2 separate regions of the Mus musculus genome follow, and region 1 is linked to region 2. A link is a loop called in an ENCODE intact Hi-C map of the cell type or tissue named here. Cell type or tissue: left cerebral cortex. All regions are shown on one strand. Each heading gives the region's core, and the rest is flanking DNA. Links, peaks and the distances in the headings are about the cores only.

The links. Hi-C counts contacts between places; a loop is a spot of excess contacts. Peaks named below come from ENCODE experiments on the same cell type or tissue, not always from the same donor. Only the 100,000 strongest peaks of a DNase experiment are listed, where the experiment ranks them.
Region 1: a loop joins it to region 2, with 2.4 times the contacts of the local background. A loop is called at or near these places in 6 of 42 quality-filtered maps.

The regions. Positions count from the first base shown.
Region 1 is chr6:124,490,464-124,495,793 of GRCm38, forward strand. It overlaps C1rl (complement component 1, r subcomponent-like), which reads left to right and starts at 2,650. Exons shown (of 6, transcript NM_181344.5): 1 at 2,650-2,767; 2 at 3,352-3,580. The coding sequence starts at 2,688. Gm44096 (a long non-coding RNA gene) reads right to left here and starts at 3,939. Exons shown (of 3, transcript XR_003956364.1): 1 at 3,770-3,939; 2 at 3,328-3,672; 3 at 1,690-2,067. In left cerebral cortex, for the core only: a CTCF peak has its summit at 2,563 (motif pointing right); a DNase peak (open chromatin) is centred at 2,582.
Region 2 is chr6:124,638,444-124,643,816 of GRCm38, forward strand. No RefSeq gene overlaps it. Among named protein-coding and RNA genes, the nearest start is that of C1s2, 5.0 kb to the left of the region's middle. In left cerebral cortex, for the core only: CTCF peaks have their summits at 1,828 (motif pointing left) and 2,756 (motif pointing right); DNase peaks (open chromatin) are centred at 1,840 and 2,773.

The DNA.
Region 1 (5,330 bases), core at 331-5,330, 150 kb before region 2:
CTTTCTCTTCTCCAGAAGATCTCCAGGGACAGTTTGACAGAGGGTCTAGCCTGGACACTCAGATTCAGGTTTCTTCCTCTGTTAACGAATGACCAGAGCTCAGAAATAGAGTACAGATTGGCCCCTGCAGACTGTCAAGGATAAAGACCAGGCCAGCTACTGCAGGATTCCTCACCTTAGCTGAATCATTGCTGTTTCCTTTCTGACAAGTTGGTCATGGACTAAAATGACTGCTCACCCTGTGGATAAGAGTGACCTCTGGCTTCCCAGGAACTCTGGGTGACCCTAGTAGGTAGAGGAGGAAACAGGTTTCAGTGGTCCTTGGGAGCTCAGCCAGAGGGGTCCACTCCTCCCACTCCTCCCACTCCTCCCACTCCTCCCACTCCTCCCACTCCTCCCACTCCTCCCACTCCTCCCCAGGGTGTGTAGGGTCAGAACATGCCACAGCGGTAGATTGTGTCTCAAAATTGTGATTGGGAAACTGTGTATGCTCCTCAGTCTCCACTTTTCCCTCAAAGGTGTGGACCAGGGCTGCTCTCATTTTGTTGTTTTGTTAAGTTTTGTTGTGTTGTGTTTTGGTTTGGTTTGATTTTTTTTTTGAGACTCACTCTGTAGACCAGGCTGGCCTCGGACTCAAAGAGATTCACCTGCTGAAATTAAAGGTGTGCACACCACTGCCTGGCTCTCCTAATCTTTTTAAGTCTGCAGAAACCAAAGACACTGAATGCATTTGTCTTAGTTGCTGTTCCATTGCTGTGAGGAGACACCATGGCCGAAGAAACTGATAGAAGAGAGTGTTGAGTTGGGGGCTGGCTTACAGTTTCAGAGGGTTAGTCCGTTATCATCACGGAGGGGAGCATGCTGGCATGCAGACATGGGGCTGGAGAAGTACCTGAGCTCTCAAGTGCACCACAAGTGCCAGGCAGAGAGAAATCCTGACTGGGCCTGATGTGGGCTTTTGAAACCCCACAGCACACTCCCAGTGACACACCTCCTCCAACAAGGCCACAGTCTCTTCCACTATCGGGAACCATCCTCATTCAAACCATACTTTGTGTGTAATGAAACCACACGACCACATGCAAGACGGAAGAAGCAACTCGCTCTTCTCAGATTGGTGTGTGAGTCTAGAATGCAAATCCTTCTGCACACCTGCCTCCTAAGAACTAGACAAGCCATGTCTGCACGTGTTCCCTAACACACTCACCTCGTCATGTGTTCCCTAACCCTCCCACACTCACCTCTGCCTATGCTCCCTAACCTCCCCATGCTCACCTCTGCAGTGCTCCCTAACCCTCTCACACTCACCTCTGCAGTGCTCCCTAACCACCCCCATGCTCACCTCTGCATCCTTAACCTCCCCATGCTCACCTCTGCAGTGCTCCCTAACCCTCCCACACTCACCTCTGCCTGTGCTCCCTAACCACCCCCATGCTCACCTCTGCATCCTTAACCCTCCCACGCTCACCAAGCCACGGGTGTGTGTCTTCCCTTGGCAGGGGGTGCAGGGAAAAATCCTCTCACTCACGCTGTGACTCCTGATATGATTAACCTTACAGCTTGGGTTGACAGCTGAGGTGAGTCCCGAGGGATTCAGAGATTCCTGGGGATGGACCACAGCCTGCTATATGAGGAGCCTCCAGATGTTGTGGTAGGGACTCAAAATGACAAAATGCATGAACTCACCCCTTCTTTTTTTAAAAAAAGATTTATTATTTATTTTATGTATATGAGTGCACAGATGGTTGTGAGCCATCATGAGGTCGATGGGAATTGAACTCAAGACCTCTGCTCGCTCCGGCCCAAAAATGTATTTACTATTATATGTAAGTACACTGTAGCTGTCTTTAGACACACCAGAAGAGGGCGTCAGATTTCATTAAGGATGGTTGTGAGCCACCATCTGGTTGCTGGGATTTGAACTCAGGACCTCCGGAAGAGCAGTCAGTGCTCTTAACCGCTGAGCCATCTCTCCAGCCCGAACTCACTGGTTCTTGACCAAGAAGGAGAGGAAAGAAAGACTCGGGGGTTCTTGAGTCACACACTTCAAGTTCTCCAAGAGGCAGACTGCTGGGGTAAATGAGGGGGGAGGAGAGATTAGTTCATTAAAGGCAGCAGTAGAGTCATAAGAAGTGTCACACAAGCCACGATACAAACATATAGTTAATAATATTCCAGAAGAACTGGGTATGCAAGTCCTTGTGATCCCAGCCCTCTGGAGGCTAAGGCGGCAGGATTGGCATGATTTGGAGCCCAGTCTAGTCTGCAGAGTGAGTTCTAGGACAGCCTGGGCTACAAAGTGAGACCCTGTTTCAAAAATACAACCAAGATCTAGGTGTGGTGTAATTCTAATGCTAGAGAGGAGGCAGAGCCTCCACTAATAGCAAGCTGGAGGCCCAGTCCAGGTTTTGCAAGACTATCTCAGCTCCCATCCCCCTAAAAAAAAGCAAAGAGCCAAAGGTCATGTGTACATATGTGTACATGTGCACATACTCTGCTCTCTCACGTGTTTTAAAGGTCTTTCCTTTCAATTATGGTGAGAGCTATTCCTGAGTCTGTCAGCAGGTGGCAGACCTGCACCCAGAGTCTCAACTCATTTCCAGTAACTTCTGCCTTCTCCCTAAAGGGCCTCCTCTAGCCCCACCTCCTACTCCCTGGCCTGAGCCAAGCACTCTAGCCAGTTCCAGATGTCAGGGTTCAGAGGCCTGGTCCCAGAGCTGGAGAACAGCCTATGGAGTTCTCCCACCACAAGCTGCATGAGCAAGATGTGAGTTTGCACCATAGAGGGCCCTGGAGAAAGAAAGGGGCTGGGAGAAAGGAAGGGAGGAAGGCAGGACATGGGGTTACATAAGTATACACACACACACACACACACACACACACACACACACACACACACACACACACACACACGGCCGGGTGGGGGGGCAGGGAGGGGCGGAGGGTAGACAGATGACCCAGAGGGAACTAACTGAATTTGCCTGTTCAGTGCTCTGAGCCAGGAATTATTTAAATGACCCTAACTTGTACTCCAGGAGGGGGTTAGGAAAGGCTGAGGCAGGAAGCCATCTGGGTTAGACTCACAAAGGAAAAGGAGCCATAATAATGTCTTCATAGGATAGAAACCCCGCAGTCTTGGAGATCGGGCTACAGAGGAATCCAGATAGGAACCTACACAGACTCGGTTCAGGAAAGTGGTATCCAGAAGTGCCCAACACTCTGGGGCCACGGACACAACTGCTAGTCCCTAAGCCTCCGGAGCCTTTATCATCTCTGGCCACAACAGAACATACACACACAGCCTCTGGTAGAGCTGTATAACCTCACCTTGTCTTCCCTGCTCACTCACAGGTGCTGGTGGCTCCTTTGGGGAATCCTCCATACTTGCCCCACACAGGCCTCTGTGCTTTTGGCCCAGCAGTCACCACAGCAACTGACATCCCCTGGATACCCAGAGCCATATCTCAAAGGCCAGGAGAGCCACACTGACATCGAGGCTCCAGAGGGGTTTGCTGTGAGGCTGACCTTCCAGGACTTTGATCTGGAGCCATCCCCAGACTGTGAAGGCGACTCTGTCACAGTGAGCTGGACAAGGGGGTGGAGAGCTGCAGGGGCTCTGGGGAGGGAGCCTCCCATGGGCAGTGGGTGATAGCTCTGCTCTGAACCACCCATCTAGAGAAGAGATAAGGTGTCCAAGTCAGAGGATCTAGGGCCTAGCTACAGCCTGATCACTCAGTATACAGCCTCCCACCCGTCCCTGGCAACTCACCAAGGGTTCCACCAAGGCATCCGCAGGGACCCACCAAGCTCTGAGAGAAGGCGGCTGCGGGGCAGAGCCTGAGTTTTGAGAGCTTACAAAGAGACACATAAATATTGTTGCTCTACAATCTTGTCAAAGGCCCGGGATCTCACCCTCCCTAGCTAGACCTTGTTGAGTGCTTTCTCTACTGAGTTAGGAAACTGGATGTAATTAATGACAAATGTTCACCCTCAGAAGAACAAGTGAAGACCGATCAAGTTCACCTGGGATGAGAGGCCACAAAATCACAGCAAGGGCATTATTCAAAATAAGAGTTCTTTTAAATCATAGTATGTTATCTTTTGAGTTAAATTTTATTTATATCAAAGTAAGATATGCATATAATTTTTAAAAATCAGAATCTTAGCCAGATGTGGTCAGTGAGACATGTTATCCCAAAACTTAAAAGGTTAAGTCAGGAAGAGCCAGCCTGAACTATACAAAACAAGTTCACAGCCAGCTTGAGCTACATTGTCTCAACAAAAAGTAAGTTACCCAGGCTACCTTTGAACTCACAGTTCTCCTGCCTCAACCTTCTGAGTGCTTAGGTTATAAATCTTATTTAAAGACTTTTTTAAAAAATTCTAAAGGGCTAGGAATACAGCTCATTAGTAAAATATGTGCCAAGACCCTAGATCCAATTCCTTTTATGGAGGAAGGTGGGGAAGGAAGAGGAATTAAAAAAAAAAAAAAAAACCCCAGCCAGGCAGTGGTGGCACACACCTTTAATTCCAGCACTTGGGAGGCAGAGGCAGGCAGATTTCTGAGTTCAAGGCAGAAACTACAGAGTGAGTTCCAGGACAGCCAGGGCAAAACCAAAAAACCAAACCAAAACAAAACAAAGCAAAAAACAAACAAACAACATCAACAAAGAGTCCTCCAGAGATTGTAATGAAAAACAATAGCTCAACCTACCCCAAGGGCAATCATTTACAGAGTAGCTATCTGCAATGGTATTTACCTCCATATGTACAAATGATATGCTTATTCTACTATGCAGTTTTTAATATTTGTCTAATTTTCCTTTAAACTTCCAGCATAGAGGGTTGGTGCTGGCTCCAGCTGTGAGACCTTCACAACCCACAGTTCCCCTCACTCATTCTCCCATTAGCAATTCTTTTACAAACCAATATTTATTATTGACAGTTAGGACTTGGAAGCATTCATGTCTGAGCACATGATATAGGTTAATTACATTTACTTTCTTTAGCTTGTTGGCTTGCCAGTCATTCTCCAGTAATGACTCCTTAGAAAGGATATGTTAAATTCTAGGCAGCCTAGGTGGATTAGTTGGTCACTCATTGCCAGTGGACAGTTTATCTGGGTATAATAATCCAGTTTTGAAATCATTTGCTTCCAGAATGTTGATGACATTGTCTTCTATCTCTAGTGTTGTTTAAAAGTCTGATGCTACTAGCATTTTCATTCTTCTGTTTTCCTACCTAGGGCTTTGTAAATATTTTCCTTATTCCAGTGTTCTGAACTTTCACAGATGGCGTTTTACTCATTGTGTGTGGTCTTTAAATTAAGA
Region 2 (5,373 bases), core at 311-5,310:
TAAAAGAAAATTTTTAAATAGCAATGAACCGTTTTCCCCCTCCTCCTCTTTCCCCTCCTCCTGTTCCTCCTTCTCCTCCTCCTTCCCCTTCTTTATTCTTCCTTGCAGCTGGGTCTCACTGTGTAGCCCAGGCTGACTTGGAACTTTCTATGCAGTCCAGGGTAACCTTGAACTCACAGAGGATGCCTGTCTCTGCCTCCAAGTGCTGTTGCCACCATGCCAGGCTACAGAATATGCTTTTTAGGCCAAAGCCTATATGACCTTACACATGGCCTCATTCCTTCCCCGGCATATCTCTGGGAACCTCCAAAGCAATATCAAACCTTTGTTTGCAGTAAGAATAACCTCATGACTGGAGAGTTGGGTCAGTGCTTAAGACCAATAACTGTTCTTCCTGAGGACCCAAGTTCAAATCCCAGCACAAAGAGTTTTACAACCTCCCATTAATTCCCTGTTCAGGGGATCTAATGCCTTCCTCTGCCCTTCAAGGGCTCATTCTTACACATGCTACACATAAGCTTGCACATTGACACACACATGTAACACTAATAAGTAAATTAAGTAGCTTTAAAAAGAATAGTTTAAGCAGGGAATGGTCCACATATTTACTCCCACCACTTGAGAGGCAGGCAGATCTCTAGGAGTCTGGGGCCAGTCCGGTCTACATAGCAAGTTCCAAACCAGCTGGAACTTAATAGTGTGGCGATAGATAGATAGATAGATAGATAGATAGATAGATAGATAGATAGATAGATAGATGGATGGATGGATGGATGGATGGATGGATGGATGGATGGATGGATGGATGGACGGACGGACGGACGGACGGACGGACGGACGGACGGACGGACGGACGGACAGACAGACAGATAGACAGACAGACAGACAGATTAAAAGCAAAAGGCTTGGGCAATGGTGGTGCATGCCCTTGATCCAGCTCTTAGGACGCAGAGACAGGTGGATCTCTTTGAATTTGAGGCTAGTCTGATCTACAGAGTGAGTACCAGGACAGCCAGGGATAAACAGAGAAACCCTGTCTCAACACAAACACACACAGAGAAAGAGAGAGAGAGAGAGAGAGAGAGAGAGAGAGAGAGAGAGAGAGAGAGAGAGAGAGAGAGAGAGAGAGATCTTCTCCCATTAGCACACTGTCCTTTGGCTACTGAATAAGAAGGGTATCCCTGGGAAGAAACATGGAGGGCTCTGTATCTCTAAACCTGCTGCCAAGCCTGCAGTAGGGCCCATTCCAGCCAGCTCCAAGTGTGGGACAGGATGGGGCTCATGGGCCTGCCTGTGGAGTTAATGTGCTCAAGTCCTGGGAGAGCCCAAGATGCTCATGCCTGCGTTCAAGGCGGTGGCCAAGACCAAGAACAAGCCACAGATAAAAACTGCTAGGAGGTCTTCACACAAGAAGAAGGGACCACCAGTGAAGTCGTAGTCACAGAGCTCCCATGGTGGGACCACCCTGGGAGACATGACAATGTTAAAAACAGAGACTCTTATGACAGATCACAAGGACAGCAATGGCTGTTTCAACTGAGCGACCTTCCTATGCCTCTAAGCTCCACAGGTAGGCCTTTCAGCCACCCCACCACCACCACCGCCACTGCCACATGCTTGAGAGGCAAGCGTCCTCTCTCTGAGAGCTGGGAGATCAGGGAAGTCAGTTTCCCTGTCCAGTCACTGTGGAAGTGCTGGGGCTTGCACACTTTCATTTTCCCCTCACAAATGCAGTAGAGTAGAATCCTCTCCATCACCCACAGCCCTGCCCCCATCCCAAACCCAGTCCCCAGCTGGAAGCATGTTCCTGCCACAAGGCAGCCATCTAGTGTTGAAAATTAAAACATGGCTTTTTTAAAAAAAATGCTTAAAAAGAATCTTGCATTTCTTGTAACCTAGGTTTTACTTATCAGCCCTAACCCTATCCAGTGCTAGGAAATGCTGTGTCCTCATTCGGGGTCCTTATCCACCAAAACCAGTACCTACAGCTGCGACAGACACTCAAAGGTGTCTCTTCTTTGAGAAGCCCACACCTTTCTTCTTGGTGTGTCTATTTTCTTCCTCACTGCCACTTATACTTAAAATAAGGTTTTACAAACTTTTTTTACTGTTTTTATTTGTTTATTTCTTGTTTGTTTGTTTGTTTGTTTTTTCAAAACAGGATTTCTCTGTGTAGACCAGGCTGGCCTCAAATTTGGAGAAGATCTGCCTGCGTCTATCTCCCACTTGCTGGAATTAAAGGCTTGTTCCCCACCACTACCACCACCAGGGTTTGTGGTGGTGGTGGTGGTAGTGTTGTTGTTGTTGTTGTTGTTGTTGAGTGTTCTGGATCCCCCCCTCCCCTTTACCTCACCCTTCTCAACCAGGCTAGCCCCTAACTCAGAGATCCCCATGCCTCTGCCTCCCACAACTCTGTGATTAACCACCAAAACGAGCTTTAAAAAGGAAAAGAAAAAAACCACTTTTCCAAAGAGCTCCATCTCTATTTCCTGCTGTCTTGAAATTCTGTTGGGGGGCGGGGGGGGGGGGTCGTGCAGGCTCTGATGCCATCCCCACCTCCAGGGACACTCTTGGGTGGAACTTTTTAGTTTCTATTTTAACCTGGAGCCCAGTCTTCAGAACCCCATCGCTGGTGGGCAGCTCCACCTCGTAGAGCATCTTCTACAAAAGAAAACTCACTTTTTTAACCTTTATTTCTGTGTGAGTTTTATTTATTTATGCCTTACCTTACTACATACCATGCGCGTGCAGTGCCTGAAAATACCAGAAGGCGGCAGCAGATTCCGTGGGAGTTAAATGGCCAGTTGTGAGCCTCCTTGTGGGTGCAGGGGAATTGAACCTGTTCCCCTGGAAGGGAACCATTGCTCTTAACAGCTGAGCCATCTCTCTGGCCTATTGGACAGTCATTCATCGACTCTTTCCAGGTATTTCAGATACGCATCTCTTTTATGACTCCTACCATTGACTTTCATGAAATCACTGTTATAAAGCATTTTCCTCGTAGGGCAGAAAGCTTTCTCTTGGACCACATGCTTGTTGGGTACAAAAAGTCACCAAACAGGTACTTTTTGTTTTCGTTCTAAGACAGGTTCACATTAATTTCAGGCTAACTTCAAACTCACTATGCAGGAAAGGCTCGAAAACCCTTGAAATTCTGATTCTCCTCCATCTTCTTTTGGGTGCTGGGATTATAGGTATCACACCAAACTATTCTGCTTTTTAATTTCAGTCACTAACTATCATGACTTTAAGCTACCTGCAACACCAGCAAACTCACCTCTAGTTACTCTTCAACCCTGAAATGCATCCAGGAAGCTGGAAATTTCCCACTCTCAAGCTCGTGAACGAATCACTTGAATCCCAGGTCAGGCCCTTCTCCTTTCTCTTCTGTGCTCCTGTGTGTAGGGCGGAATTTGCCAACCCAGCACACCACAGCTATGCCTTGCACTCACAAATAAAAGCTGGACTGCTCTGCTGCTCATGTGATGCCTGTAGGAAGTAGGTTCTATAATGAAACATTATTAGAAAGAAAAACAGTCAGACCTGTTCCAGGCTTGCTCACCAGCCCGTGGCGCTCCTGAGAGACACTAAAGCGGTGGTTCTCAACTTTCCCAAGGCCACAGCCCTTTAATACACTTCCTCAGGTTGTGGTGACTTCCCCCCAATGCATAAAATTATTTTCATTGTTACTTCATAACTGTAATTTTGCTACTGTTATGGGGTGCAATGTACATATTTTGGAGCTACAGGTTTGCTAAGAAGGGTTACGACCCACAGGTTGAGAGCCTTCAGATACCAGGTCTTATAAGACAAAGTTGGATCGTGGGGCAACTTTGCTTCTTCTGCTCTTTGCTCCAAGTGGGACAGGAAGCCTCTGCCACCACACACTGTAGCCATTATGTGCAGTGTTGTCACAGATCCAAAACAACAGGAAGAAGTGACTGTGGACTGGAATCTATGAGACCATGAGCCAAAATCAACCCTTCCTTAAGATTAGTTGCTTATCTTGGGTATTTGGTTTTTTTTCCCTACCCTAAAGAATTGAAGCTTGAAAGGGGAATTAAAATGTTCAGCATTTCCACAGCAGGCCAAACCCTGTTTTCCAGATCCAAGCTAACCCCTTTCCCGTCTCATCATCCCTGGGTTTATCCTACACCAGTTGAGAAATACATCTTCCTTGACAACAGCCCTACTACACATTTCTGAAACTAAGATGCTCATCAGAGTCAGATCCGAGGTGGTGGTTTCTCCAAATGTCTTACGACTCACAAGCAGAGTGCCCTTTCTCTAGTGACTGCTTATTGTGGCCTCCAGGGTGGGGAACACAGCCTGATGGGTAGAGTACCTTCCTGGCATGCCCCAGGTCCCGAGGTCAATCCCTACTACCACAGAGAAAGGAAAACAGAAACCTTTACTATGTCTTCATGATTCATTTATCTATCAAACAAGGTTCTTATTGATTTGTGGTACTTCAGACTGAACCTAGGCTGCTCTGCCAAGCACTGGAGCACTGAGCACCTCCCCAGCCCTCTTTTTAGTAGTTTGGGGTTTTTAAGATGTTTTTATAGGGTTGGTGAGATGGCTCAGCGTGTGAAGGTGTTCACTACCAAGCCTGATGACCGAAGTTAAATCCCCAGGACCTACTTGATAGAAGAAGAGAACTGACTCGAATGGGTGTCCTCTGCCCTCCGCACATGCACACACATCTTGTATAGACAGACAGACACACACACACACGCACACAACACACATAAATAATAAAAATTTTGAATTAATTTAAAAGGAATTTCTTTGCAGTTTTGTGTTAACTATGTGTGTCTGTATACATACCATAAGCGTGCAGGTGCCGATGGAAGCCAGAAGAGGATGTCAGATGCCCTGGATCTGGAGTTATGGGTGGTTGTGAGCTGCCCCACCTGAATTCTGGAAATGTCTTTTGCAAAATAACGAGTGTTCCTTACCTGCTGAGCCATCTGTTCAGCTGTCCCCCGCCCCCCTGCCCTCTTGTCTCCTGTCCCCTGATCCTGTCCCTAGAGCCTTCTCCACACCCACTCCCATGGACTTTGTTGTTGTGTAGACAGAGTTTTCTTGAGCTGCCAGGCTGGCCTTGAATTTATAGTCTCATGCCCTGGCCTCAGTAGCTATGATTATAGGCCCACTTCACCTACACTGTACACAGACATACACTGAGTGTCTCCTCTATACTGAGAATACAAACACAGGCAAGGATCTTCATCTGTTCCCTGCCCTGTGTGCCCCCTCCTTCCCCAGCCCCAAACTCAGAAGGAACTTTCTTTCCAAGCCAGATTAATGGTGCATCCCAGTACCCAGCACTGAGCAGGGACAAGGCACTGAAGAGTACCAAGCCACCAG